Linked DNA regions of Homo sapiens: region 2 is linked to region 1. A link is an interaction called in ENCODE POLR2A ChIA-PET data of the cell type or tissue named here. Cell type or tissue: OCI-LY7. All regions are shown on one strand. Each heading gives the region's core, and the rest is flanking DNA. Links, peaks and the distances in the headings are about the cores only. Region 1 overlaps UROS (uroporphyrinogen III synthase). Region 2 overlaps DHX32 (DEAH-box helicase 32 (putative)).

Region 1 (15,724 bases), core at 7,076-15,075:
ATGGCTTCTGAAACAGTGATAGATGGTTTTGTTTCTGGTAAAACAAAGTATTTATGTTATTTAAAAAAAATACTCCTAAAGGTGATGTTGGCCTTTCTTGACGTGCAAACTTGTACACTAACGTCTTATAAGGCATTACTTACAAGTCTTCCTGCCGTAAGTCATTGCTGTTGCCTGAAGGTTCTCTAGCTTATATTTTTCTTTGTGTTACTGGGAGCTTGTTCTAGAGAAAGTCCTGCGTCTTTTTCTACACTGTGGTCTGAGGATCCCTGGAGCTTAATTAGGCCCCTGACAGAGTCGTCTGGGTTGGGGGCGGCAGTGAGCAGTCAGGGAACAGCAGAGATACTGCTGGGCTCAGTGGATCCTTTCCAAGTTCTCCAATTCTCCTTTTTTCTCTTTTCTAATTTCTTTTAAAAATAACTTCGTTGTACCTTTCCTGAGTCACTACATGCTCGGTGTTAACGTTGAAGACTAGCATTTACTGAGTGCCCAGCGTGTCTCGGGTACATAGACACGTGGCCTGTATGATGTCATTTAATCTTCACCATCACCCCATGAAGTCAGAATCGTGTCCACTGCAAGCTGTGCTGGCCAGTACAGTAGCCACTAGCCACATACGGCTATTTAAATGTAAATGTAAATTAATTGAAATTAAATACAATTGAAAATTTAGTTCTTCAGTCACACTGGGCACATTTCACAAGCTCACTTGTCACTGTGGCCAGTGGCACCAAATTGGACCACACAGAACATTCCCATCATCACCAAAAGTTCTTTCTGACTGTGCTGCTATAGAGACTCTTGGGGGTCCAAGGCCCAGATCTTGTCCAAGGTCACAAGCTATGAAGTGGCAGGCTGGAATTCACACTCAGCACAGCAAGGCCACTGCTCATCCCATGGCCTGTCACATTCAGAGGCCTGACTGGCATCTGCTCCATGCCGACCTGCTCTCAAGGAGATGCTGGCCAAGCACCTCCATCCACTCTGATTTACAGTGACTGGGGCTCCTGCAGGGATGAAGACGTAAGTGTGCTTGACTCTGTGTTTGAATCTGGTGGGCAGAGGCTTAAGGAGCCTCCGGTTTAGAGGAACTACACGGGCCTTTTCTGGCCACTCAGATGAATAAGCTGTAGTCCCAGAGTGTTTCGGCCACTTGGCAATCCTGAGCCTGTGCACTCCTTAGTTCAGTGGATGTGCGTTCATCGGCTCGGACATGGCTTTCAGGTATTAATGCATTGACTGACGCCTCTCTTGCCCCACCCCCCATATTGCTTCCCACATCACAGGAGAACAAGTCAGTTCAATATGGTTCGGCAGATGTTTACCCAGGAGCACCTGTGTGCCAGGCCCTTTGCAGGGCGTTGGGACTGAAGAGGAGTTTAACTCCATTCCTGTCTTCTGGAAGTTCCCAGCCTAGCTGGGGCTGGAGGTGGGGTAGGGTGGGGAACATATACATCAGTAACCGTGATAAGGCAGGGTGGATTAAGTGACCAGAAGAGGTATGAACAGTTTTTGTATGGTGGGCCTGCTATTAAGATACCTGTTTCTACCTGTAAAACACTCAGGATACCAAATAGGTGGGGTTTTTCCTCATATCAATGACCAATTCTCCAATGCTCCAGATAACAGCTGGGTGTCCTACAACTTAATTTTGACATTACCCAGAATTAACCCAGACCCCACAGCTTTAAGGGCTCAGTCTTAGCAAACTGTCCCCCACTTTAGATACAAGTATTGGATGCTGAGGGACCTCTGTCCAAGTTGGCTACAAGTCAGGAGTTCTCACGACTCCCTACTCAGGTTCAGTAATTTGCTAGAATGGCTCACAGAACTCAGGGAAACACTTATGTGTACTGATTTTTATAAAGGAGATAACAAGGACACAGATAAACAGCCAGATGAAGAGGTCTGGAAGGGTCCTGAGTACACAGGAGCTTCTTCCCCCATGGAGTTGGGGTGCGCCACCCTCCTGGCACATGGATGTGTTCACCAACCCAGAAGCTCTATAAACTCATAGTTGAGGGGTTTTATGGAGGTTCCATTATGTAGGCACCATTGATTAAATCATTGACCCCTGGTGACTAGCTCCATCTCCAACCCTTTGATCACATGGTTGTGATCCTCTGTGTGGCCTTCAGCCCCCATCCTGAAGCTTTCTAGGGGCCACCACCAGTCACCTCATTAGCATAAACTCCAGTATGGTTAAAAGGGGTTTATCATGAATAACAAAAGATGCTCCTCTCACCTCTAATGGGAAGTTCCAAGAGTTTCAGAAGCTCTGTGCCTGGAACAGGGAGGAAAACGAAATATTTCCTCTTGTATCACAGTGTCATGTCAGGGTGTCCAAAAGAAGGCAGAGGTCTTCAGGAAAGTCTGTACAAAAGGCATGGCCTCCTCTCCACAGAGAAGGGCAGGCCCTCCCTCAGGCAGTAGCCATGGCCAAGCCCTCCCACTCAGAGGGAGCCACTGAGCAGAGACGTGGAAGGAGAGGGTTTTCCTGGAGAGTACAGCATGGCAGGGGCAGTGGGTGGCAAGCTGGGGAGCACTGAGTAGCCTCTGAGAGTTGACCGGAGCCCTGAGGCACGGGGCCTTACATCAGCCCCTGCGGGTCAGACTCAGGCTGGATTGGTCCTCCCCAGGCCTAGACGGGAACACAACACTGCCTGCTCCCTCTTAGCGGGCATCACTAGGTACAGCCAGGATTGGGCCCAAAAGGCAGTCACTGGATTAGGACCCAGTTCTCTTGTTCCTGGGACTTTTTAGGAGTGTCTCTGAAATTTATCCCTTAAGTAAAAAGAGCATTCTTTAAAACCTACAGAGCCATCGCAGTCTAAGAGCAGGGCCTGGGGTGCTGTGGCAGGTCTTGCCTTGAAGGAGCCGTCTTCCCACAGCTCAGTGTGCTCCAGGGCTTGCTGGCAGGCAGCTTCCACGGGGTCCTGGAGGCTCTGGGGGCATAACAGAAATGCTATCAGGGAGTTTGAGGGCCCGTTATGAGTCTGACATACATTGGCATTTTGTGCATGCCTTTAATTGTCTGACATATTGTGGTACTGAGCTGTGACATGGGAACGATTACTAGACCTGCTTTTGCTCATGAAGAAACTGAGCTCAGAGAGGGAAAACTTGTCCATAAGGAACAGAGCTAATAGTGGTAGGCTGGGGCTCAAGCCTAGGACTGGCTGACTCCAAAGCTCTTCCTGTCTCCCTTGCTCTGTGTGCTTCTAAAAGATACTTAGTCCAAGTCCAAAATATGCTCATTTCTCTTCCCTCAGGTGAAGAAGTCAAAGGAATCTTTTGAAGTGAAGAAAGTGGGTTTGGACGTGCCCTTATGCTGATGAATCATTGGAGTAATATCTGGGGTTTAGCCGCATCCTTGGTGGCAAGGCGGTGGGGAAAGCCCCTGAGGGTGAGGCCAGCCTGAGCCCCAAGGGAAAGGGGCTGCTGGGACCTCCTGACCTCAACTCATCTCCAGGAGCGCACAGGGCCTCGCACAGATGCCTCAGTCTGTACCGCTGGGAGTTCGTGCCATCTCAGACCTACCCTCCCTACCTGGGCTGTACCTAAAGAGATACTGCTAGGCTTTCTCTAGAATGTTTCATGAGCCAGCACTGTGAGACATTTTCAAGCTAAAAACATACAGTTCAGGAGACTGTAATCTGTGGTAGAAAGTGTTCACCATTTGCTGCTAGTAAAGACGGTTGGCCCTGTGCTTCTCTGGCCACTTGTGCCACATGGTGTTCTCGGAAGAGGCCTCTCCATGCACCAGTGTGGAGAAGCCCTCTGGAGGCCAATTCAAAGAGCATCTGAGGCTAAGCAACTGAAAGGAAAAGGCCTGATGGCCAACGTGTTGCTTTCTGTGGAATGTTCCAGACTGGATTGCTGGGGGTCATTTTCTTTAACAGCAGCCTAGACAGGCAGTGACTCTCTTTTATTCAGCCAGGTGTTGAAATAGCTGCAGGGAAGCCACAGACAGTTGTTCCAGCTTTCCGGATCAGAGAGCACTGGTTGGGCCCCGTGCCATGTGGCCCCAGCCCCATGGGATCGCTCCTCAGGTCATGGAGCCACACATCAGTGTGGAGGGTTCGCTCCAGGGGTTCCTGGTACAGGATGCAGATGGGTCTTGTCTGGCTCCAGGCTTTTTGTTTCTAATGTTGTTTCTAGAGAGTCATCATCACCGCATAAATGGTATCAAAGCCCTTCTTTTAAAAATGTAGAAATAAATGTAAATGGTAGATCTTGACATTGCTTGTGGGATTAAGTTCTACAAAGAATAGTAATTATTTCTATGGGTGGCTGACAATTAGCTCTTTAATAGAATAGGTGGCTCCTGCCTGTTTTCAGTGAAGACATTGAGCTGTACCCACAGTTTGTTTGTAAGGAGACAGAAGTGAACCTCTGAGTCGTTGTTCATTAGAAGACCCAGAACCATCAGGCTGGTGTCCCTGCTTTGCAAACACAAGACAGAAGAGATCAATGTCACTTCTGAGTGATCACATTGGTGTTTCAGTTAACTGACTCAAGGCTTGGTTGGATAGATATTAACATATTCTGACCTTATCTGGGAGAATACTGGTCTGCATTCTTTGCAAACTTCTGCCATTTCCTCTAATTTATTACCAGCATATCTATGGGTCCTAATAAATCTTCCATTTGCAATTAGAATATCCAAATAAAAATCCATGTTGACTGCTAATAAGGACCTTCACCTTGGCTTTACCAAGGCATTAATGATTTTTCTTTCTCAGTAAACTTTGATGCCTGATTTTAAAAGCTAAAAATCTACCTCTAATGCTTGTAGTAAACAGGCCAATTCATAGCTATGCCTATTTATTTTAGTTAACACTTAACTACTTTGTGACAGGCACTATTGTAAGTGCTTAAAGCTATTAATCCATTTAATCTGATAACTCATTGTTCTGATAGATTCTCCTTCTTTCCCAGATATCTCCTCTAATGGGAAAGTAATTACACACTAAATGGTAAAAGGTAGAATACAGTATAACTTTTGAAAAGAGAGAGAAACTGTGTGGGCAGAAAGATTGCACTGCAGTTTATTTGAAATGTCCTCCTGGATTGGGAAAATCTCTGCAGCCTGGCACACTTACTGGGCTTTTCTTCCATTCCTCCGATCAGCCTCCTCATCCTTATTATCAGCACTCAGGCGCCCACTGTCTGCTCGAACTGATTCTCATGGCAGTGCCCGAGAGGGGGAAGTCATTGTTAACTTGGAAGTTGTTACTGTTCTACAGATGTGTGCACGTCCTTCAGTAAGATGACATTTTAAAAAGTCAGTGTCATTGATGCAGGACTTTTTGCTCCTTAATTCAGCTAAATCTGGGTTCTTGTCTCATGACCAGGAAAAATTAGGCATGTGGACACATTGAAGGGTGAGAAGGGCAGAACTTATTAAGTGAAAGGAAAGCCCTCAGCTGGGCGCAGTGGCTCACTCCTGTAATCCCAGCACTTTGGGAGGCCGAGGCAGGTGGATCACCTGAAGTCAGGAGTTTGAGACCAGGTCAGGAGTTCTGGCCAACATGGTGAAACCCCATCTCTACTAAAAATACAAAAATTACCTGGGCTTGGTGGCCGCGTCTGTAATCCCAGCTACTCAGGAGGCTGAGGCAGGAGAATTGCATGAGCCCAGGAGGCAGAGGTTGTAGTGAGCTGAGATTGCACCACTGCACTCCAGCCTGGGTGAAAGAGTGAGACTCCGTCACAAAAAAAAAAAAAAGAAAGAAAGAAAGAAAAGCTCTCAACAAAGAGAGGGATTCTCCAAGCAGGTTTCTCCCTCATTATTGAATACCAGGGGTACCACACATGAGCTGATGAGGCCAGGCTCCTCCCCTGCGTAAGGTGCGAATCCTAGTGACTCCGCCCCGTTCCCCCAGCACGCACACGAGGATGCCCAGGTAAACCATAGGTAGTATCGGAAAAGGCAACATTTGATTGGTTAAAAGGCATTATTCGGAAAGAATCAATTGGGAAAGGGCAGACAAACGGGCAGACGTTCTGCCCCTGGGTCGCTGGTTTCATCTGGGACCAGCAATCTGGTCTTTCAGACTTCAGGCTGTTCTGGGCTTGAAGGTGAGGTCTCACCGGGGACCCTTCCCTATCTGCCTAGGCATTTGTCTGCCTCCTGCTTGTATCATCATTTTCTTAATTGCCTGCAGTGACTTTATCAAGCCCCCTCCTGAGCTGCGTAATAATAATACTGTGTTAGGATTTTCAGTGTTATTACTCATCATCAGCCCGGACAGCCCAGAATTCCAGGCCTTCTTCCTGTTAAACGAACGGAGAGCAGAGCCTTTGAGCTCCACAGTTCACTATCTCTGTGTCAGCCTTAACCATCCCATTGGCCTGTTGGGGCTGAAGATAAATCCCCAGGCATTAAGCATATTCCAAAAGGGAATAACTCCTTTGTCTTTGGCTTTTTGAAGTGGGCTAGTTTTCAGGACATGTAGTTGTAGATCTCTCCTCACCAGCAAAGGAGGACTCAGCCAGGACATTTTCAATTTTCTCCTTTCTGCTGACAGGGTGGTGCCTTTTCAGTGAAGTCAGCTGAGCTGGTTGGACATTTGTGGGCCCTGTGTGCCTGCAGAGCCAAGCTCTCTGCAAGGCACAGGTGGTGGAGAGATAGAGACAAGCAGCTGCCCTCAGGGAGCCGCGTACCCCTTCGGCCCAGCCTTGTGAGTCAGAGATAAGAATGAGCAGCTCAGGACTCCACTGGACCCTCACAAGAGGTGCTGCCAAGGGAAGATTCCTGACTCTTTCCAAGGCCCCTCGCACACCTGTGGGGCTGGGCTTGCTGAAAAACTGGACTGTAGTTCTCTTACTGGATCCCCAGGAAGAGCTTTGGCCCCTAACATCTTCCACCCTGCATTCCCCAACACACACATAGACACACAGAAACGGGGAAGAAAATTGCCTCTGAACATGGCTTTGAAAATATGTCTCTAGGGATGCAGAGCATGAAAACATTTCCTCGCACTGGAAGAGAGAAATCAGCAGGCATCTATTAACGAATTTAACAATCTCCCAATTCATTATTTTATTTTATGTTGGTACAGATATTTACAGAGCAGTTTAAATAAAGAAAACATTCACCAGTATGTAGCCTTTATACACTTGAAATTAAGTGGCCTGCAGTTATTCCTGTTGTTTGGCTGCTGCTTGCTAGAGGTGGTACTGGATGGAAAGGGGTTGTTTTGCTCCTTCCTCTCGTTGTAGTCACCAGAGAAGATGTGATCAGAGAGATCATAAGGATGTGAGAAAATATACAATGTGTATGAATAACGCCCATTAAAATTTCTTATGTCTTACGGATGGATGTGGGGGGTAATGGCTGGTTCTACTAAAATGCTGTGTTTTCACATTTGGGGAAGATTCTGGCATTTGACAACTTATCAGCTTTTTTGGACAGTATTGTTGCAAATTGGCATTCAAATCCTATGCTGTCCTCACTATTCTGCAAAGAGTTAAGGGCTGAAAATGCCCTTAAGTCTTCCCAGAGTGGAGATGCTGGGAGCAGAGGTTGTGGTGAAAGGAGAGGCAGGCCGTTCTTAGCAGGCTTCTCTCTCTAAGGCCTGTGCATTCGCCTTTTGGCACTTGGCCTAGTGGCTGTTGGTGTGGCTAGAAGAGGAGTGGGCAGTGAGCTTGTCTTTGTTGGGGGTGGCTGCAGAGCCACTCCTGGCTGCCGGTTACCGGCTGCCTCCTGAGCATGAGCCCTGGCTCATCTGGAGCCTCTTTAAAGGTAGAAAATGTTTGCCCCAGTGCCAGTCAGCACCAGGCCTGATCTTCACCTTCCTGACTTAGTTAAGGTGCAAAGTCTGCCTTCTAAATAGTGACTGCAGGCTAGGGAGTCACTTCAGGATCAGAAGGAGTTAAAAGAATGTGGCTAACTTGTTTGTGTGGATGTTCATTTTCTGAGCACCTCCACACACATTACCTCTTATGATCTTCATATAACAACCCTTCAAGTTCGGCAAGGTAGCAGGTGCTCTTCCTGTTTACAGATGCTGAAACTGAGTCCTAGAAGCAGAGCCAGGCCTGGAGCCCAGGGCTGCTTCCCCCTTCCCAAAGCTGCCCCTCCCCATTCCCCTGTGCACAGGCACTGGCCCTGAGTTTTCACAAAGCCTGGTTATTTATTCACAGGGGAGTCCTCAGCACTGCCTCTTCTATTTCCCTGTGGAAACCTCAAAAGAGAAATCCTGCCAAAAGCGCTCAAGGACAAAGGCGAGTAGAATGCTTTGACTGCATCCCTTACCACTTTGGGATCCACCAGGAGCCTTTGCAGTGATAGAAGTGGGTGGCCCTGCAGAGAGCACACAAGGGAGAGCAGGGCTGGGTTGGATAAGCCAGGCCAGGAGACACAGAGACCATGCTCATGGGAAGAGTGGACGTGCAGTCTGCACTTTCCTTTCTTTGGATCCACTCTTCCCAGCTTGTTAGCTCAAGCTAGGAGCACACAGTGTGTCTCCAGTCCTTCACCAAGAGGACAGGAGATCGAGATGTGGAGGTGGCCCCTGGGCAGATAACTGAGGTGACAAACCATAGAATTGGTTCCACATGTAGAAGAAAGTCTACAAATGTAGCCGATCTTATAATAGCATGCAGCACCCTCCAGCCGAGCCACACAAGCTCCACCTGCCCCTCCAGCTCCACCTGCCGTGGCTCCCAAGACTGTCAGCACCTAGAAACCAGTTCTTGCCTCTGAAGCATGCTGCCGTCCTCGATGCAGATGTCTTAGCTGTCACCTGCGCACCTTTTGCTGTCACATAGTTAGTCTGGGAGCAAAGTCTATCAGTGGTTTGGAGTACCAGCTTTCGGATGAGATAAAAACAGATTTGAATTCTCCCTCTTGCTGTTTATTAGCTATGTGAATGAAGGTAAGTGATGTAATCTCTCTGTGCATCAGTATCCTTATCTGTGAAATATGGTTATCTGTACATAACCATGGTACCTGCCTCATAGAGGTGTTCAGAGATCATGTAGCATGACACCTTGTTCTCCAAAGGCAAGCTCTCCATGGAACTATGACTGTTACTGTCTCTCCCAGGGTTTTGAAGCTCTAATAGTCCACATGAGCAGTGTGACCCAGGATGACCTTAGACCTTGTAACTTTCCCCCCGTATTAAAATGGAGCTAGATCGTATCCCTTCTACCCATATCATCTGTCTTCTAAAGCTACCAGGAATAAAGGCAGAGGACATTAGGTAATAAGATCAGCAAAATCATTAGCTTTTCGGGAACAAGAAAATACCAGGATAAAATAAGAGAAAGCTTGGTCTCAGTTACCCTTAAAGAAATAATATATAAATCAGAGGTTTGATACTTCAGTTTATTTCTTTAGTTTTCAGGGATATGAAATGGCAATAGGTTGCTGTTTTATGCTGAAGTTATCATTTCTTCTGAGAGAGTTTCCCATTTTATTTTCAGAAGCCTGAGTTTTCACTACTTTTCACCTACCATCTGGCTGCCCCTCATAAGTCAATATCTGACTGAAATTGCGTGAGTCCCTTCAGTGCCTAGCGCCTCATCACCAGCCCTGAAAACCCCTGGGAATATTCAGAGTCGCTGAATGGCACAGGGAGGAATGTGGGAAAGTCCACGGCTTAATCAGTTCTTGTACAAGTGGACACACTGAGGCCCAGAGAGGGGACGCGTGGCCATGTGGAGGCACAGCTGGAGTGCAGCCGGGGATCTGGACTCCAGGCCTCTCCCAAGAGCTGCCCTTCCTACACTTGCTGGTGTCATGCAACCAGTCTGTGTGGGATCCATGGAGTGACTAGGGACGGCCTTGTGTGGACAAACCTACATAAGCCTGGGAACAAAAGGCATTCTGGGTACAAATGAAGGCTTTGGTTTCTGGGCCTTTGTTCTTTTTCTGCCGTCTCAGCCTCCTCTTCCACCGGACCACTCCACAGCGTTTAGCAGGCTGCAGAGGACTGTTCAAGGCCTCTCTGCTGAGTCTGGCCTCTCAGCTTCCAAGCAGCTCGTTCCAGGAGGGTGGTGCTGTATTGGGAGGTTTCACCAACTGTGCTGTGAAGTGGTGGAGGCCCCATTGTGTGCCCAGTGCGGTAAAGTCTTTCCTGCTTTTGATTGTGCCCAGGGATTGCCATGGAAAGCATAACTGTGTATCAGACAGTTGCACACCCAGGAATCCAAGGGAACCTGAACAGCTACTATTCCCAGCAGGTACGTGGCGTTTGGGGGCGGTTCTGGCAGGGTGGGTGCCCAGGTGGGGAAGCAGAGGGTGAAGGGCACGAGCTGATAGATGTTGGTTCTATATGTGGTTTCACTGTCCCCAGCTGTCACCTGCATGCCTTTTCCTGTCACATAGTTGGTCTGGGATTCTAGAATTAGGAATGGAAACAATTTTGTGGTTGTTTCATGAAATGTCTATTGCAAGCTGGTTTGAAATCAGTGATTTCGGTAAGAGGTGCTTGTAGTAGGTGGTCTATGAAATCTCCCTCTTTGGAGAGATTAATGTGGTGACTTTGAGGAAGTGGTAAGTTTTTATAGGGGTTAAAGGAGATAATTTACGCAAAGCTTTTTGTACAGCATCGAAGATACATACAACCCTGAGGTAAATAGTGGCCTTGATGTTATCATTGCTATTCATCATACGGGGATGCTGGTGGAGCTGGAGGGGCAGACACTGGAGAGGGAGGCTGAGCCCATAGTGGGAAGAGCTGACAGTGGCCACCAAGGAGTCTGGATTGAATTTGGGAGTCCGTGGGGACTGTTGGAGGACTCAGGCAGGAGAATGGATAGCTCTTGCTTGAGTTCCTTGATGTCTTCAGCATTTATATGCAGTAAAACACCTCCCTTTCCTCTCCCAGGGCAAGCTTCTGAATGTCTTGCCTGGTATTGGGAGGGCCTGATAGGACAAACCAAATGCAAAAAGGCCAGGCAGGCTTGTCTGCTTGCTCTGCTTCCAGAGGGAGGGAGCATTGACAGGGAGCCAGCACTGCCTCACACCACTGCCTCATGTGATCAGTGCCGTATGACCACAGGAGCTAGAGGCATTGTCTAGGCTGCTGGGCACATGAGCTCCGGGATGCCCATGTCCTCTGGCCAGGCAGACACAGACCTGGGGCAGCACCAGCTTTCTGATGGCAGCCTGCTCTTTCCAACAGTTCCCTACCAGAATCCTGCCTCACTGGAGCAGAGGATGCCAGCATCAGCCGGGAACCACTCCTGTGCTAAAACCGCCTTGGTGGCCTGTGGCTTGAGGTCTTGATGCGGATGAAGCCGGAGGAATGTTGTCTCTCCTCAGTCTCATGGCAAGGACTGATCTTGTTTTCTGTTCCCCACAGGGGGTTCCAGCCAGCATCACATTTTTTAGTCCCTCTGGCCTCACATACAGTCTCAAGCACATTCAGGAGTTATCTGGTGACAATATCGATCAAATTAAGGTAAGTTATTCAATGAGCTTTTGGTCTTTTTCAGATTCTTTTTTTTTTTTTTAATCTTTATGAATTATCCTAGGGCTTCAATGTCAAGTGAGACACCCCTGGCCTAGCAGGTGCCTTAGAATTGGAAGGGCAGCTCTACCTCCTGCTGGGCTGTTGCACAGATTGCTCACCTTCTCCCAGCCCGTTTCCTCACTTGCAGCATGGGGATAATTGTCTCTCTGTGGCTTTCATAGACATGTGTATGGTCTTCCCTGCTTAGGATGAGTCTCAGGATTACATGAGGGAATTTGAGTAAAGTCCTGAATTAGCTCAGGGCTTGGTACAGGTGTTAACATCCTTTCCTTCCTTTCCCCCATCTTATGTTTGCCATTATTGTCTATTCTAAAAGCAGTCACCTTTTTCATATCTTTTAAAGGGTTTACATTCTCACTTACTAGGGACTGTATTTATTATGAGTCTACAAATAACCACAACTCTTGTGTCTGTAATAGAAACACCCTTGAACTGGCTCCAGAGGGACTGAGGAGAGGGTGCAGGATGTGACCCAGAGCCCAAGGACAGACACTGCCACTCACTGCAGTCAGGAAGAGCAAAAGGCTTCACCTGCCTTCTCACAGGTGCATCTCATGTGGGGAGTATGCACCGCTCTCCCAGTTTTAAAGATGGAGCACGGGGCTCAGAGACATCATATGGCCTGTCTGTAGGTCACACTGCTGAGAAGGAAGAGCTGCAGTTGAACCTGGGAAGACTGATTCCACATTGTCAGCCATGGTGATGCCTTGCCATGGTCTCAGGAGCTGCTGAGCAGTTGATGCACTTCTGGGCAGTAACTGATACAATTCTCACACCAGTCCAGTGGTGGGTATCCAGAAAAAGAGGTCAGTGTTCCTCATTACAGGTGAGGACACTGAGGGCTAGAGAGGTGAAACAACTTGCCAAAGTCATGTTTTGAGTTCCTAGAAGGCCCAGGACTCACACAGGTCACCGAGGAAGAAAAACAATATCTGAATCTTGTGGTTAGAAAGATTAGAGAGAGGCCGGGCGCTGTGGCTCCCACCTGGAATCCCAGCACTTTGGGAGGCCTCAGGCGGATCACCTGAGGTCAGGTGTTCCAGACCAGCCTGTCCAATATGATGAAAACCCCGTCTTTACTAAAAATATAAAAATTAGCTGGGCATGGTGGCATGCGCCTATAATCCCAGCTACATGGGAGGCTGAGACAGGAGAATCGCTTGAACCCTGGAGACTGAGGTTGCAGTGAGCCGAGATCGCGCCACGGCACTCCAGCCTGGGTGACAAGAGTGAAACTCCGTACCTGCCCCATAAAAGAAAAAAAGAAAGAAAAAGAAAAATTAAAGAGATAGGACCCATAAAGTGCTTAGCATGGCAACTGGTCCATATGACCAGCGCTTACGTCATATTGCAGGTCAGGATGGGTCACGGTGCTGGTCCTGCTCTGGTTCTTGTCCCTCTGTGCCCTGCTGCCTCTCCCCTGGGCCTGTAGGAGGAGTCCCCACCTCCACCCCACCCACCCACCCCCAAGTCACACAATGCTGTGAGATGCCTGGTGGTATAAGCCTAACACAGTTTTCCCCAAGCTTCTTAGTGTTTGCCTAGAGGAAGAACAAAAGATTTATACTCTATCTTCTTTCAAAGTGAGCATATTTAAAAGCACAAATGGATACTCAGCATCTGAACCAAGAACTCAGGCCTTTCTGAATAGACTGCTGCCTGCATTGTCCACACCCATGGCAGCTGGGGGCTGAGTGCGTGTTCCTATCCTGTATCTGTCACACCCATTTCTGCAGCCCTCCAGACACTCTGAGGAGCTCTCAGTAGCCCCCTCGCCTCTTACTACAGTGATTGATTACCCTGCCTGCCAGTAGTTAACACCTCTGCCATTGCTGAGGAGGAGAAAGTGACAGAGCTGGCCTTGCTCACAGTGACTATGGACTGCTTGGGGGCCACGAAGGCACTGTGTGTGGGTTGTGAGTTGTCCCTCGACACTGGGACTTGGCGCTGGATAGTGAGGTGCTTTCAAGGTTCACAGAGGACACAGTCCTAGCCCGTGAGTTGGTAGTTAGGCTTTTCTGTCTCAGCTCAGCCTCAGATTTGCTACTGTCCTCCCTCCCCAGGAGTCCCTGTAGGGCCCACTGTTTGTACAGCATTGCACAACATGCAGGCGCACCACAAAAGATCAAAGGGGGTGACTTCCGACCTGAACTTGCTACTTATCCATTGACTTGGGAAGACCACGCACTTGTCTATAAATGCCACAGAGATGTCACTGCAAAGCAGTAGGTAAGCAGATTCGTAATCACCACCACCACACTAATGGCAGCAGCTGAATTTCCTGTGTACAGCAAAATGCCCTTGCAGCCTGTGAGGTGGGTATCTTCACACCTAGTGCTCACTAGCCACAGTGGCAGAGCCAGGCTGTGAACGTGGCTGCTGCCCCCAAAGCCAGGCTGGTGCACTCACGTCCAGTTTGTGCCAGGGATGGAGAAAGAACGTTGATGCTGGGCCCCCTCGCCTGGCCTGGGGAAGACTGCTGCTCTGTGGGGCAGCATCATGTGAGCATTCATTGACACAGGAGTGAAAGGCTCCTGTGAAAAAGCTGCTGTTTCACCAAACTGTTGATACCCCTGCTCTAGGACTACAGTCATGTTTGCCATTTGCTGGTTCCCAGTCCCAGGGAGTTTCTTTTTTTCAAATTTTTAAATAGCTTTATTGAGATGTAATTCACAAACCATAAAATTTACTTTTTATGATTTTAATATGTAAACTTAAAAATTTTTTTTTTATTTTTTTAGAGATGGGGTCTCACTGTGTTGCCTAGGCTGATCTCAAACTCCTGGCCTCAAGTAATCTTCCCACCTTGGCCTCCCAAAATGTAGGGATTACAGGTGTGAGCCACCACGCCCAGCCCAATATGTAAACTTTAACATGATTTTTATGAGAGTCACAGATTTGTGCAACCATCACCACTGTCTAGTTCCAGGACATATCATCACCCCAAAGAGAAACCCGGTACCCATTCGCAGCCACCCCTCATTCCCTCATTCCTCCCACTCCTTGGCAACCACTCAACTGTTTTTCATCTCCATGGATTTACCTATTCCGGACATCTCATATTAATAGAATCATACAGTATGTGGTCTTTTGTAACTGACTCTTTTCACTAGCATAGTGTTTTCAAGGTTCATCCATGCTGTAGCTGGTACCAGTACTTCATCCCTTTTTAGTGCCAAATAATAGTACATGCTGAGGACCGTTTTATTTACCCATTCACTAGTTGATGGATATTTGGATTGTTTTCCACTTTCAGGCTATTAAATAATGCTAAACATTCAAATACAATTTTCTGTGTGGACATACATTTTCATTTCTCTTGGGTGTATATCTAGGAGTAGATTTACTAGATCTAAGGTAACTTTAACGTTCGGTCGAATTACTGCTATTTTCCAAAGTGGTTGTGCCATTTTGCATTGTCACTAGCAATGTGTAAGGGTTCCAGTTTCTCCATATCCTCCATGTCCTTATTTTTCTGTCTCTGATTATGGCCATCCTTGTGGGTCTGAAGTGGTTTCTCAGCATGTATTTGATTTCGATTTCCCTAATGACTAACAGTGTTGAGCATCTTTTTATGTGTTTGTTAGTCATTTTTATATCTTCTTTAAAGAGATATCTATTCAAATCCTTTGCCTACTTTTAACCCAGGTTATTTGTCGTTTTATTGTTGAATTGCCAGAATTCCTTATTCTGAATACAATTTTTTTTTTTTTTTTGAGATGGTGTCTCGCTCTGTTGCCCAGGCTGGAGTGCAGTGACACAATTGTGGCTCACTGCAACCTCCGCCTCTGGGGTTCAAGCTATTCTCCTGCCTCAGCCTCCTGAGTAGCTGGGATTACAGGTGCACGCCACCATGCCTGGCTAATTTTTGTATTTTTAGTAGAGATGGGGGTTTCACCATGTTGGCCAGGCTGGTCTTGAACTCCTGACCTCAGGTGATCTGCCCACCTCGGCCTGCCAAAGTGTTGGTATTACAGGCATGAGCCACGGCGCCTGGCCTCTGAATACATTTTTTTTTTTTTTTGAGATGGAGTTTTGCTCTCGTTGCCCAGGTTGGAGTGCAGTGGCACGATCTCAGCTCACTGCAACCTCCGCCTCCCGGGTTCAAGCAATTCTCCTGCCTCAGCCTCCCAAGTAGCTGGGATTACTATATGCATTTTTAGTACAGAGGGGGTTTCACCATGTTGGCCAGGCTGGTCTCGAACTCCTGACCTCAGGTGATCTGCCCACCTCGG
Region 2 (15,724 bases), core at 3,466-11,465, 60 kb before region 1:
CAGAGATAACATTAGAAATTAAATCTCTAATTAGCCTCAGCAAAAAAAAAAAAATTGAAAACTAGATTTCAATGCATCTGTTGGCATCTTGCACAAAGTATAATACTATAGTATTCAAGATGCTTTATTTTCTAAGTTTGAGGAAAGGAATCATCAATTTATCACTGCTCATTTGAAAGACACAGGATGAGAACCTGTATGAAAAGAAAGGCAGAGGGCATACACTTTGATCTCATAAAGATCCAGAGAGGAAGAACATGGACTTTTATCACCAAAACTACAAGGCCAAGGAAGCAATCGTTATAATTTGACAGTGACAACAGATAGAACAACTATCTGGGTTTAAATCTTGACTCTCTACCTGGCTTTGTGACCTTGGGCAGGGTACTGAATTTTTCTGACCTTCAGTTTTCTCATTTATAAATGAGTCATAGTAATGGGATAGCAATATCTACTTTGAAGATTTATTCTGAAGATTAAATGAGAAACATATACACCAGCTTAGTGACTGGCTCACACTAGGTGCTTAATAGATGTTTGTTTACTTCCTTTTTTTTTTTTTCCTTGAAAGAGGTTAATTGAGGACTGTGTCAAGATCCCCAAGACTACCCCCGGGTTCAGTGATTTGCTAGAAAGGTTCATGGGATTCAGCATATTATTTACATATAACTAAGGTTTATTGCATTGAAAAGATACAAAGCAACATCAGCAAAGGGAAATAGTGGATGGGACGAAGTTTACAGGAACCCAGGCGCAAGCTCACGAGCTCTCGCCCAGTGAAGTCACAAACCGTGCACTTCATTCACAGCTCGTGAAATGGTGCCCTACCAGGGAAACTCAGGCTCAGTGCCCAGGGTTTTTATTGAGGGCTGGCCGTAGAGGCACCCTCTGCCTAGTATGTTTCAAAATTCCAGACTCCCAGAAGGAAAGCACATGTGCAGCGTAAAACATATTGCCTGTACAAATGGTTCAGGCACAGCAAACTACTCTTTTCTGGGGGAGTCTCGCTCTGTCGCCCAGGCTGGAGTGCCCTGGCGCAATCTCGGCTCACTGCAAGCTCCGCCTCTCCAGTTCACGCCATTCTCCTGCCTCAGCCTCCCGGGTAGCTGGTACTACAGGCGCCCGCCACTACTCCCGGCTAATTTTTTGTATTTTTAGTAGAGACGGGGTTTCACCGCGTTAGCCAGGATGGTCTCGATATCCTGACCTTGTGATCCGCCTGCCTCGGCCTCCCAAAGTGCTGGGATTACAGGCGGGGCAAACTACTCTTTATCAGTTCTGGGAATGGTGAGGACCCTCCCCAAATCTAAGTTCCCAAATGCTAGCCAAGGGCTAACCTTGCAGGCAGGCCTGTCGAAGGATAGCAATCTCAGAATTGCCATGTACAAGAATAAATAAAAGTAAATACCTTAAATGGGTAAAAAACATATGGGATTGGGGCCGGGCGCGGTGGCTCACGCCTGTAATCCCAGCACTTTGGGAGGCCAAGGTGGCTGGATCACAAGGTCAGGAGATCGAGACCATCCTGGCTAACACGGTGAAATCTTGTCTCTACTAAAAATACAAAAAATTAGCCAGGCGTGGTGGCGGGCGCCTGTAGTCCCAGCTACTCTGGAGGCTGAGGCAGAATGGCGTGAACCCGGGAGGCGGAGCTTGCAGTGAGCCGAGATTGCGCCACTGCACTCCAGCCTGGGCGACAGAGCGAGACTCTATCTCAAAAAAAAAAAAAAAAAAAAATGGGATTGGTTTCTTCAAGCAGTAATACAGGTAAATATGTAAATAGTGTCAGAAAGTTATTTTCATTAAGCTTAGTGACTAATAGGTGGTTATTTTAATTTTAAAAAATCATCCCAAGAAGTATGGGAAAAGCCCATTAAAATCACTAATGACCTCTCCCCACTCCAGGAATTCTAGCCAGTTTTCATGCTGCCCTTAAATAGGTGGTTACTTTTTAGATCCTTCTGTTTGCTTATTATTTGGATGACATCTTAATGATATCATCTCTCACAGTGAATCACCAATAATAGTGTCTGTCCTAACAGTGGGCTAGCAGGACCATGAGCCTGAGCCAGGATGGTTATTCTTGTATCCTTTCCTTGAAAAGTGTATAATTTTACTCAAAATTCTTTCATTGATGAATTCGAGAGGAAAAATTGACCAGGGTGTTTTATGATACTACTTTTTATGTATAAAGCTCAGAACAAAAGTTAGATGCAGGCTTTTATTAATATTTGTAATAAACATTTAGGCAGAGGTCTTTAACTTAGGGTTCAGAATGGTCTTTGTAGGGGGCAGTCCATGAACATATACAAACTGGGTATAAATCTTGTTTATCTGTGTTTTTTTGTGCTATAATTCTGTAGATTGTATCAACTTAAAGGAATTTTGGCCCCAGTAAAAATTTAGAGTTACTGATTTAGAGAAATGAATATAGGAAAGGCATTTTTCTTGTTAGGAAGTTTTTTGCATGAGTTAGCATAAGAATATTCTAACTTTAATGTTTCTTCTTTATAGGTATTGTACTGATGATATGCTGCAAAGAGAAATGATGTCCAATCCTTTTTTGGGTAGCTATGGGGTCATCATCTTAGATGATATTCATGAAAGAAGCATTGCAACTGATGTGTTACTTGGACTTCTTAAAGATGTTTTACTAGCAAGACCAGAACTGAAGCTCATAATTAACTCCTCACCTCACCTGATCAGCAAACTCAATTCTTATTATGGAAACGTGCCTGTCATAGAAGTGAAAAATAAACACCCTGTGGAGGTTGTGTACCTTAGTGAGGCTCAAAAGGATTCTTTTGAGTCTATTTTACGCCTTATCTTTGAAATTCACCACTCGGGTGAGAAAGGTGACATTGTAGTCTTTCTGGCCTGTGAACAAGTAAGTAAGTGATACTCTAACCTTACAGTAATAAGGTATTTCATTTGGGAAGCTTTTAATAACTAACATACAGGTTTCAGTTTGCTAATTAACTGTTTAAATATTTGGTTTCATCACACCTCATTAAATAAAACCTGTGCTGAAAGGAGAACAGGAAGTGTTTCTAAAATCACATGCAGTTCTGAAAACAAAATATGGGTGAGGAGTCTCTAGACATGATCTCCAGAGCCAACTTCCCTCCAGCAGGCTCAGGCCAGAGAGTGGCTGCCCCAAAGGCACAGCTGGCTCTATTTATGCTTGCTGTGAATTGTCTCTTGGTACAGTAGGTGCATGCCGACTCCCCTGACATTCTCCACTGCCTCCCTGTGAGCAGGTGTGTTTGTTGGAGATCAGGACTATTACCTAAGCACTCACCATAGAGTTAAGTAACACAACATTTCCCACAAGCAGTCCTGTGATAGTCAGTGGAGTATGGGCAGAAAATATAGCCCACCCGAAAAGGTCATCTCCCTGGACTGGGGCTCCATTCTTAAAAGATTAAAAAAAAAAAAAAAAAACAAACAAACAAACAAAAAAAAAAACCTTTAACTCAGATTTCTTTAAAACATCTCTTTAAAAGAATGACTGGAAATGTGCAATCAAGCATCATTTCCATTCTGTTACTGCTTTTAGACAGCCAAGGTACCATTTGGGGTTGCATTTTTTTTTTAAATTGCAGCTACACTGGCCCTATTTCTTTCCCCACTACTCTGTTGGCTGAATCTAAAAGCCTCCAGGATCTCCAGAATTAGACCTCTCTTCATGGAGACTAATTGCCTGGCCTTTTTTCCCTGTCTTCTCCCACAGAGAGGAGAAGCATGAGTTTTTAGACCATGACCCATATATGTAGTGGTTCTACTCATTAAACAGAAACCAAAAAGGAAATTATTTGATGTAGGCTGAGCCACAGCTGAACAGATAAGTGGCTCAGCTGTCTGTCAGAGCCTTTTCTTGAACATCCACATATTTCAGAAACACTTTCAGAAGTATTTATTCTATTTTATACTCAAAGCATAAAGGATGACAGCTCCTTCTGGCTTTGGGAACTTTAGTTTTCTTAAATGTATCTGTTTCTAGAACCTCAATATGACTGCATATTTATCATTTTTTGTATGTATATGATATACATTCTCTTGAATAGCAAATCTGCCTATTACAGTGATTTATTCTGTTATCATCTCATCCTGCATGATTCAAGATATTCAAGAAAGTCCTGAGGAAAATAATAAAATGATTACGGAGACATAGGATTTATGAAAACAGTTGGAGGTTCTCAGTGTAAACAGATGAAGCCTAAGGAAGGGAAGAATGGCAAATCTAATATATTTGAGAGTCAGAATTGCCAGGTGAAAAACAGGACGTAGGCCGGGCACTGTGGCTCACACCTGTAATGACAGCACTTTGGGAGGCTGAGGCGGGAGGATCACGTGAGGCCAGGAGGTTGAGACCAGCCTTGACAACATAGCAGGACCCTATCTCAACAAAAAAATTAAAAAATTAGCCAGGCATGGTGGCTCAGGCCTGTAGTCCCACCTACTCAGGAAGCTGAGGTGGGAGGATTGCTTGAACTAAGGAGTTTGAGGCTGCAGTGAGCTATGATTGCACCACTGCACTCCAGCCTGGGTGACAGAGCAAGACCCTGTCTCTAGAAAAAAAAAAAAAATGAAAAATTAAAAAAAAAAAACCAGGATATACATTTCTGCAAGAAAAAAATGCAATTAAGACTGATAGGATGGGTGTAATCCTTCAAGTCAGGGTAAGCAAAAATTCCTAAATGGATTTGGAAATGGATTTTGGATCTTGGAAAATAAAGCTCATAACAGAACTGAGGTGCAGATGGTCTTAGAGTACATGATTCTTATAAGTTTAATATAAACTATAATTAATTGTAGAGTGACTTTTGAACTGTCAACTTTAGAACATGCATCATTATCCAGGCTGGTAGTAGAAACTGTAAATGCCACAGGACTTGGAGAGGTATGTAATTTCCCCTGAAGGCAGGCTGGAAAGGCATTCCTATTAAGAAACCATCAGTCTTGCAGTCTTAAAGTGAGAGTGCCATGAAAGCTACCAGAGGATTTTGTAATTCTGAGCCTCTGTGACCCAGGCGGAGCACTGGACCCTCTAAAGGTGAGCTCCTCATTGTTCAGGGGCTCAACAGCCGACCTGCCCTGTGGGTGGGGCAGCAAGCCAGCCACTGACATTGGGCTGGCTTCAGCAGACTTTACCTGGGCACCAGGTTTCTTTCTCCTGCTTCAGCCTTGGATTCCACAGGTGTTATCTGGTTTTCCTTACCCCATCTACTGCCTAACAAGCAGAACACCATTCAGTATACTGATGGACTTTTCTTTTTTACTATTTTTGTCAGGATCCCTCATTAAGATTCTCATCTCTTATGGATTGGGATTTGTGTCTTGGAAAGATTTGTCTTGCACCGAAATCAGTGCTAACAGCTATTGATCATTTCCCCCCATGCTATTTGATGCTTTCTTGATTTCTATATAAAGCTTTAAAACCTACCGTAGCACTTAAATATCATGTGAAAACAAACTCAACCAGTCTAATACAAATGTATTAATTGTCATTTAAAATTTGTATTTATTTACTTAGAGACAGGACCTCACTATGTTGCCTAGGCTGGAGTGCAGTGGTGTGATCTTGGCTCAGTGTGACCTCGAACTCCTGGGCTCAAGCCATCTACCTCTTCAGCCTTCAAAGTAGCTGGGATTACAGGTGTGCACCAGTATGCCCAGCTAGTTTTTGTTTTTTGTTTTTTTTTTGGTAGAGACGGGGTCTAACTATGTTGCCCAGGCTGGTCTTGAACTCCTGGCCTCAAGCAGTTCTCCTGTCTTGGCCTCCCAAAGTGCTGGGATTATAGGCATGAGCCACTGCACCCAGCCCTGCCATTTTTTATATTAAGAAGTATGTTTTAAATTACAGAAATATTCTCAAACATTTTGGTGAAACGGCAGTGCATTTGCCTTAGGTGTGTCACATTTTCTCCAGCCACTTGCCTAGCACCACACCTGCTGTGAATTAATCTCTGTGATTCACAGGCTGCCCTGTGTCTTGGCACTTAATTGAGACTTAGAGCCCTGAATGTTTAGCGTGTTGTTTCCTATCACCTAGCTGTCTTTTAACCGGAAGACAAAATATGAAATAAGCAGAAAACATACATTGAGATTTACGATAATATGTAGCCAGATTACTGTACAGTAATAAACTATCACAAAGGTGTTTTTAGGTTGGAGGTTTTCCTGGGAAATGTTTTATGCAGTTGTGGATCTTCTTTCATTTTTGGTGAGCTAGATGTCTGCTAGATATCGTCCTTCAGTGGGTGTTGCTGTTTTCCGTAACTGTGCAGGTAGTTATAGGAAAGTTATGCGTATGTAAATAAACCACATACATTGAATAAGAATCAAGGAAATGAATAAACAAAATGTCTGAAGTACCAGATGCACATTTTTTAAAGCTTTTCTGCCCCAAATTCTGCAGATTATGGCCTTAAAGCCCTGTATCAGCTGTGCTTGAGGAGCCTAAACTATTTATCTATTTCTGTTTTGCTCTGCTTTTTCCCTTCTGAAGATTTTAAAAATTCTTTTTTATTGCCATTTGGAACAAAATTCAACATTAGAACCAACTTACAAGACAGCCAAAATAGCTCAGTGAGAGAGCATTAGACCGAAGAATTCACCTATGACTAAAAAGTTTTAGCAGCTAGAACCAAATAAAGAATTAGTGGCCATAATTATTTTTCCCACATCTTCTAGGAGAATAAAAGTAAATATTTCAGTGCAATAAAAAGTTTATCTTGGGCCAGGTGCGGTGGCTTACGCCTGTAATCCCAGCACTTTGGGAGGCCAAGGCAGGCAGATCATGAGGTCAGGAGATCGAGACCATCCTGGCTAACACGGTGAAGCCCCGTCTCTACTAAAAATACAAAAAAAATTAGCCGGCCATGGTGGTGGGCACCTGTAGTCCCAGCTACTCGGGAGGCTGAGGCAGGAGAATGGCATGAACCTGAGAGGCAGAGCTTGCAGTGAGCTGAGATCGGGCCACTGCACTCCAGCCTGGGCAACAGAGCGAGACTCCATCTCAAAAAAAAAAAAAAAAAACAGTTTATCTTGATAGGAAATTGCTCATGAATGGGCTGCTGGAATCAAATACCCCTTTCCAAATCCAGGTTAGCTGTTAAGTTGCACCAGTGAGAAGCTTGCTTGATGGACTCATCTGGGAGGAATGAATGCGTGTCCTCCTAAGGCCAAGCAGCAGCCAGGTTCAGGGGATGCAGCTCAGCTCAAGTACTCATTCTTTTCCTTTTAATTTCTTTTTTTTTTTTTTTTGAGACGGAGTCTCACTCTGTTGCCAGGCTGGAGTGCAGTGGCACGATCTCGGCTCGCTGCAACCTCTGTCTCCCGGGTTCAAGTGATTCTCCTGCCTCAGCCTTGTGAGTAGCTGGGACTACAGACGCATGCCATCATGCCCAGCTAATTTTTGTATTTTTAGTAGACAGGGTTTCACCATGTTGGCCAGGATGGTCCCAATCTCTTGACTTCATGATCCGCCCGCCTCAGCCTCCCAAAGTGCTGGGATTACAGGCGTGAGCCACCACTCCTGGCCTTCCTTTTAATTTCTAAACAATCCTTCCTTAATATGTGGAGTAAAATGAAGTAATCAGAATTATAAGAATGGAGAAAACGTTTTGTTCTCATTATTCCAATTGGCAAGTTTTCACTCATTAGGATCAACAGCCATGCTGTTTGCTTGGTAAAAAATCTGCCCCAAGTAATTCAATTATATGTGGAAAAAGGAAGTGCAAGCAAGGGACCGTACCTGTGTACCAGCTGATGTGGGACCCCCTGGAGCGGCCTCTGCCCAGCTTCCTGGGAGCCACTTAGCAGACCAGGAAACGAGCACAGCTCACCTAGTTCTCAGTGACCTGTGATACCTTGCTATTTTTCTAGATGGATCTGTCTTCCTACAAAACCCTTGAGTTAATTCAATCCCATTCTACAAATGGTATGGAAAGGAAAGAGACATAAGCTAGAGACCTAGAGAATGGAATTGAGCTGTAAAAACTATGGCAGTTGTGGGAAGTCATCTTTTTTACTTAGATTTTTAGTGAAATCTAACAAAATTAAATGGGAAAACAATATAAATTATATTTAACTTCCCCAAAGACGTTTTCTCATTTAGGTGCATCTTTACTTATTTAAAGATACATGTAGGCAGCAACACAGGGATTTCTTTCCCTGTATCTGTTACGTAGTATTGCCTAAAATTTTTTGTAATTCAGACATTTTTTTAATAGTGATGTTGTTTGCATTGTATTTTATTTTCATGGGTTTTTTTTTCTTTAGGATATTGAGAAAGTCTGTGAAACTGTCTATCAAGGATCTAACCTAAACCCAGATCTTGGAGAACTGGTGGTTGTTCCTTTGTATCCAAAAGAGAAATGTTCATTGTTCAAGCCACTCGATGAAACAGAAAAAAGATGCCAAGTTTATCAAAGAAGAGTGGTGTTAACTACTAGCTCTGGAGAGTTTTTGATCTGGAGCAACTCAGTCAGATTTGTTATCGATGTGGGTGTGGAAAGAAGAAAGGTAATTATTATTGAGTAGGCTAAACAGACTGCTGATCGTTGTCAAGCACTAGTTTCTCAGTTTCCTACCATTTTACTGATCAGGAAGTGAGGATGAACTATGTGACCTGGGGATTCGTTGAATTTGGTCATGAGTGCAAAGAAGAATTATTGCAGCCAGTAACAAAAGTCTTGATTCCATTAGCATGTTGGAGGTTTGGAAATGAATTAAATTGATTGAGCTGCCAAAGGAGAAAGTTTTGAGGGAAGACTCAACTACTAGAGCATAAAGGTGATAGTCATCTTTAATAGTATTTTTTCTTTAGCTAAGGTACTAGCAAAGCAAATTGTTTGACTCTTAAACTGATCTCTTCTTATGAACAATTTACTGGATTTTTTTGATAGCCCCTTTATCAGAGTAATTAGTATCTTACCCCAGAGAACTTACTAGAAACTTGTTTCAAGTATACTGACTTTAATTTTAGCAAATTTTGGCTTATAATTGACGATAAAATTTTCATCCTAATCATTACAAAATATTCTTTATTACTTTTAAATTAAAAATTAGAAAAAATGAAAACAAGGTATCTCAAACTCTGAAAGACACTGAGACTTCAGAAAATCCTAACATTTGAGATCTCAAACGAAACTAACAAATATTGACTAATTTACCATTACTAGGTGCCGAGATGTTTTATCCCTCCAGGAGACTATGAGCCTCCTAAATATCCCTGACTTATTATGACAGAGCAATTCCAACAGTCATGAAGGTTCCCTGGAAATCACTTAGAGTTGATCTTGATTGAATTAGTCCAGCCTTCAGAGAAACCAGGGCTGTCACTTGCCCCCGTGAACCACCTGTAAGGAAAATCATTGTTAGTGCCATACGCAGTTTCTGTATTAGCTGTTATGATTGGAACTCTCAGTATGTGTTGTAAAGGTGAGACCACCAAGATCCTGGTTGATTTGAACAAAACTATAAAGAAACATGGCACTATCAGGTGAGAACCCTTTCTCTGTGTGACATATGAGCATATGTTATCATTCACCAGTACAGTGCTTTGAGAAGTGACAGTGCTAGTATTTCAGCAGATGACACAAAGGTCTCATAGTTATTGAAGCCACAATGAAAGCAGACAACCTTTAAATCCATTTATCAAAGCACTTGCAGTTTCCATCTCAAGGCAAGTGAAACAATAATAAATATCGTGCAAAGAAAATGAGTCTGTGGCAGTGCATTTCATGGAGTAAAGTACTGCGCAGCATATTCTCTTCAGGATCAGTGAGCCTACTGAATCATGACTTATCTGACGCTAATGATGCTGTCTTTCCATTTAAAGGTGTACAACCCGAGAATAAGAGCAAACTCGCTCGTCATGCAGCCCATCAGCCAGAGCCAGGCAGAGATACGCAAGCAGATTCTTGGCTCATCTTCTTCAGGTAGTGCTGTGGACACAAATACTAAATGTTGTCAATTCTTGTATGCAGGCAACCCAGAAATATTAAAGCCATTTTTCTTGGTGTCTTTTAGGAAAATTTTTCTGCCTGTACACTGAAGAATTTGCCTCCAAAGACATGACGCCACTGAAGCCAGCAGAAATGCAGGAAGCCAACCTAACAAGCATGGTGCTTTTTATGAAGAGGATAGACATTGCGGGCCTAGGCCACTGTGACTTCATGAACAGACCAGGTAGCCTTATGCTCCCATGTCAGCCAGGCATTAGGCTGAGATTCACCTTCTCCTGCCCATTCTCTGTCCTGAGTTCACATGATGCGCAGCAATGCACACAAGCATGGAGGGGGCGTTGGTTTGGACTGAAGCATTTTCCTGCTAGAGGTAAACATTCTCTGAAGGTAATTTTTAAAACCCCACAAACCTCTAGGAAATAACTGTTCTGACACGAGAAATGTGTCTGCTGTTGGACACTGCAGCACAGGGGAACTGGGCTTAAGGAGCTGGGTAATGTGGAGTATGGAAGCGTAAGGGTGAATCAGCAGAAAGAAGAATTCTCAGCAGCTTGAATTGTCCTTTTTTCTTTTCTTTTTTTTTTTTTTTTTTTTTGAGACAGGGTCTTGCTCTGTTGCTCAAACTGGAGTACAGTGGCGTGATCATAGCTCACTGCAACCTCCACCTCACAGGCTCAAGTGATCCTCCCACCACAGCTTCCCAAATAGCTGGGACCACAGGTGCAAGCCACCACACTTATTAATGTAGATTTCCTTTGTAGATGTAGATTTCTTTTACAAAGTGACAGCTTTTCAGAGCTAGTCCTATGTCTGCAGTTTCTCAGAATAACCAGCTCAAAATATGCCAGAGAAGTATATTTTGGGGTGGCATATTCTAGTCTCCTCCAGTCATATTTTGGGGTGGTGTGTCCTGAGCCCCAACAAGATAGGTTTCATTTTTGAAAATTGCTCTTCCAGTCCCACTGTTCATCTCATAAGCCCAGGAATCACCACCTGTTGATTTCCTAGGCATCTTCTTGCTCAGGGTAGTAGATGTTTGGTGGACTAGAAATGCAGGGAGAAGAAAAGGAAGGCTTGGTGATGTCAAGGATTTTTAAAAGCAAACTATCTCACTGTGTTCTCTCAATAGTCACCCTCTGTGCTGCTCATTCCATGAGGCTTAAAGCTGATAACTGGGGGACAAAAGGGTTAGGGTAACAATTTATTTTTGTCTCCTGACAATACACACATAACTTTTCTGCTGTGCTTGGGGAAAATATAACTGTGGATTAATTCTGACTCATTGTTTTGGAAGCAAAAAAAGAAAAAGATGCTCGCAGCTGCTGCATTTAATTCAACTTATAATTGAAATATGCAAATCCAGCAAACTAGTTACCCTTTTCAGGATGCATGAACCATGTGAAAATGAATTTGGCATAACTAGGCTACAGGCTGTTAATTGAATTCCCCTGATCTGGACCTCTTTTTAAAAAATCAGTTGTATTTTTCTTCCTTGGCTGCCTGACAATTGACCTCCATCCTGAATGACACAGTCACTGTCCATTGGGGTAGGAGGCCTCAGGACCAGCTGACCACTTCAGTGGAAACAGATGGCCTGAGACTGCCGCTACCCTGGGAAGGCAGTGGTACCTAGATAGAAATTTGGAGAAAAACTAGCCAAAAGGTACCAGACTACACCAGAGGTCATCTTTGTATTCAGAGGCAGAACTCATTTTGGTAGTAGCCAGATGACTGGCTTTGGTATGATCTATGATTCTTTGGATTATGAAAAGAAAAGTGAACCCAAACACAAACAGGCATGGCACGTTAGATAAGGCAACGCCTCATGAAAACAGGGGAAAATGCAGGAAGAAAATAAAGTTGCTGGGCACAGTGGCTCACGCCTCTAATCCCAGCATTTTGGGAGGCCGAGGTGGGTGGATCACCTCAGGTCAGGAGTTCAAGACCAGCCTGACCAACGTGGTGAAATCTCGTCTCTACTAAAAACAAAATTAGCCGGGCATGGTAGTGCATGCCTGTAATCCCAGCTACTTGGGAGGCTGAGGCAGGAGAATCACTTGAACTCAGGAGGTGGAGGTTGCGGTGAACCAAGATTGCGCCATTGCACTGCAGCCTGGGCAACAAGAGCAAAACTCTGTCTCAAAAAAAAAAAAAAAAAAAAGAAAGAAAGAAAAGAAAGTCAAAGGCTGCAGAGGCCAGGGATGGCTCTGGTGAAAAGAGGAATTAAAGATTCTGCAGGGCTGGGCATGGTGGCTCACACCTGTAATCCTGGCACCTTGGGAGGCTGAGGTGGGAGAACTGCTTGAGGGCCAGGAATTCAAGACCAGCCTGGGCAATATAACAAGACCCCATCTCTACAAATTTTTTTTTTTTTTTTTTTTAATGAGCCAGGTGTGGTGGCATACGCCTGTAGTACTAGCTGTTTGGGAAGCTGAGTCAGGAGGATCACTTGAGTCCAGGGTTCAAGGTTGCAGTGAGCTATGATCGTGCTACTGTACTTCAGACAGGGTGACAGAGCAAGACCCTGGTTCAAAAGAGAAACAAAAGATTCTACAGTGGTGTCATCTGTTGTGATGGTGCAGATCTTTCACCAGAGGATTCCTAAACCAATTCATCAAGACCTTCTGGAATAGTATTTACCACACTAAAAGCCCAGTTTGTAAGAATACTAGAGAAGTATATGCGCTTGTTTGTAAATCACTTGGAAACTCAAGATTTGGCTTTGGAATTTACAAAATGATCTTTAAATGTTAACGTAACATTTACTATACTATATATAACATTTACATGTACTAAGAGGAGAATGGGAGGAAGCAGGCTGCCAACGGCCCTCACATGTGGCCCTCCCCATAGCTCTGCCGCAGTGCCTGACACCTACCGGCAGGACTGGCACTGCCCAAACAGCCCAGAGAGTCGAGCAAATATTCTAGCATGACTGTCAGGAGGCCACAGCCTAGGTTTTTAAGTTAATGAAGGTTACACTATTATCTGTTTAAAGGCTACACAAAAGTTACTACTATACTCAGATGAGGGGGTGTGAAAAAGAGACGCAAACATGCCAAAACAACTTTCCAGGGCCAGTGTGTGAGGATCTTGGAAACAATAAAGTAAATAATGTTACAGAAAGTGAAAACAAAATCCAGGAGAGGTTTTAAAGGGCCCAGAATGGAAGTACTTTTGGCTCCTGAAGCCCTTTAGGCTCTTGTGGGCCTGGGAACTATATGGCTTATCATTTAAGTTGATATGTTTTTGCGTGCAACAGTGCAGGCGGAAAGATGGCTGTGGCTCAGCAGGAGTGACCCCTCCCTGCTAACAAAACAAAACAAAACAGCAATTTAACTTAATGGAACCTGTTTATTTTGCGATGAATTCAGACAAACTGACCATGTCCCTGTGAACTTCATGGGACAGGGGCATGAATGCTATTAATGATTAAGCTGGGATGAAAGGTGGAAACAGATACTGCCCTGGGTAAACTGGGGTAGATGGTCCCCATATTGAGGGGACTATGCCAAAAGGCACAGGCTCTTGGGCCAGGCTGCCAGGGCTCCAAGCCTGGCCCCATCATTTGCTAGTGGGGTATTATTCAGTAAATTAGGACTCTCATTGCTTCACTTCATTTATCTGAATATGAGGATAATCAAAGCAATTGGTTCATAGAGTTATTAAGATAAATTAGTTAACATATGCATGCCCCTTAGAAAAGTGACTGGTGTATAGTAAATGCTATAGCACAGTCATCGTCTGAGTGACTCCTACCTGAGCTCTGCACCACAGGGGCCCTGAGCTGCAGAGGGTCCTAGAAAGAGCAGTTTTAATGGGTGTGAGAAGCAGATAATGACCCTCAGTTATTAGGAGACATCACCAGATTGCCTCTGAGATGGGCCGGAGCCAGGAAGAGCCATGGCAGATAACAGCAACAGCACTGGACTTGGGAGTCCAGCATCAGCTGTGCTGGCAGAGCATGCCAGGTGCCAGGTTCAACACTGCCGGTGGAAGGCCCAAGTTCAAAACCTCACTTTACATATGACAAAACAGCTGGGTGGCCATGTGGCTTTGGCAAGCCACTTGTCTTTTTCTCATCTGTAAAATTAGGGTAGAGTGTCTGCCCTCTTGTATCCTGGGGTTATTTAGAGGTACAAATGAGATGTTTATGCAAAATTGCCATGTACAGTGTAAAGGAGTAGGAGTTAGGCAAATGCCAGGTTTTGGGAACATGTCCCTGTGAAATTAAGTGAAGCAGAAGCCTTTCCTCCCTGTCCTCTTCAGAGCCAACTCTTAATGCTATTCCCCAGAGGCCCTAGACATTGTAGAGTCTTAGGGTCTACACCATCTCTTCATTCTTCAGTTTCTCCCCCTGTGGACTCTTTTACACAATGCCCAAGTCCCAACCCTAAAATAAATCAGAAACAGAAGCTTCATTTGCTCCTTCAGCCCTCCTAAGTGATAACTGCATTTTTCTCTGTCCATTTATGTAAATGTGTATATACATTAATGCAGGGGTCCCCAACCCCTAGGCAGTGATGGGTACCAGTTCGTGGCCTGTTAGGAACTGGGCCGGACAGCAGGAGGTGAGTGGGGGGCAAGCGAGCATTACTGCCTGAGCTCCACCTCCTGTCAGATCAGTGGCAGCACTGGATTCTCGTAGGAGCTCGAACCCTATTATGAACTGCACATGCCAGGGATCTAGGCTGCCCGCTCCTTATGAGAATCTAATGCCTGATGATCTGTCACTGTCTCCCATCACCCCCAGATGGGACCGTCTAGTTACAGGAAAACAAGCTCAGGGCTCCCACTGATTCTACACTATGATGAGTTGTATAATTATTTCATTATATATTACAATGTAATAATAATAAAAATAAAGTGCACATGTAACGAGCTTGAATCATCTCACAACCATCCTCTCCACCCTCTGGTCTGTGGAAAAATTGTCTTCCATGAAGTCGGTCCCTGGTGCCAAAAAGTTTGGGGACCTCTGCATTAATGCATGTACCTGGCACACAGTAGGTACTATGTGAGTATAGCTCTTTTTGTTCTTCCCTATGCTACGTCCCTACCATTTGGAAGTTCCAGTGGCACTCTGGAAGCACTCTGTTATAGAATGCATTATGTTGCAGTGGATATATTAAATTCTTCTGAATGCAAGCACTAGTAATCCAGCTCAAACTAGCATAAGGAAAAAGTGAATTATGATAAGGGAACTGAGGTATCTTAAGAAATCCAAAACAAGTTTTTTAGTTTCTCATCCCTGTATCTCTAGGTTCCCCTCCCTCCCTCCCTTCCATGGTATGGAACTGGCAGTCCCAGAACAACCTAGAAAAATCAGGAAGAAAAATGCATGGGTTTTAAAATGACCATACAATGGGTGTTTTCTATATGAGTAGTTAGCTGGCATTATGCAAATGTGTAGAGTCTCCCCCTGTGGACTCTTTTACACAATGCCCAAGTCCCAACCCTAAAATAAATCAGAAACAGAAACTTCATTTGCTCCTTCAGCCCTCCTAAGTGATAACTGCATTTCTCTCTGTCCATTGATATAAATGTGTATATACATTAATGCAGGGGTCTCCAACCCCCAGGCCGCGATGGGTACTAGTTAATGACCCGTTAGGAACTGGGCAGAGTCTTAGCTGCTCTCTGCCCTAAGCTTTATGATTTACTATGTCAGCTCCTGGAAACTCCCTTGGTCTAAAGTCGAAAACGCCCAAGAAAGGGAGCCATTGATTCTATTTGAGAAGCTGCCCACC

The links. Peaks named below come from ENCODE experiments on the same cell type or tissue, not always from the same donor. Only the 100,000 strongest peaks of a DNase experiment are listed, where the experiment ranks them.
Region 2: POLR2A ChIA-PET joins it to region 1 with 10 read pairs; 5 of 35 experiments call an interaction of 5 or more read pairs at or near these places.

Annotation. Positions count from the first base shown.
Region 1 is chr10:125,790,573-125,806,296 of GRCh38, reverse strand. It overlaps UROS (uroporphyrinogen III synthase), which reads left to right. Exons shown (of 10, transcript NM_000375.3): 7 at 8,152-8,232; 8 at 10,109-10,194; 9 at 11,319-11,417. Among named protein-coding and RNA genes, the nearest start is that of MIR4484, 21 kb to the left of the region's middle. In OCI-LY7, for the core only: no CTCF peak of the experiment used is centred there; a DNase peak (open chromatin) is centred at 10,356; H3K4me3 peaks cover 530 bases; H3K27ac peaks cover 2,395 bases.
Region 2 is chr10:125,846,766-125,862,489 of GRCh38, reverse strand. DHX32 (DEAH-box helicase 32 (putative)) reads left to right here. Exons shown (of 11, transcript NM_018180.3): 3 at 2,515-2,887; 4 at 8,287-8,529; 5 at 9,848-9,947; 6 at 10,039-10,197. It also overlaps a transcript of BCCIP not described here. Among named protein-coding and RNA genes, the nearest start is that of DHX32, 27 kb to the left of the region's middle. RefSeq lists a silencer at 8,940-9,119. In OCI-LY7, for the core only: no CTCF peak of the experiment used is centred there; no DNase peak of the experiment used is centred there.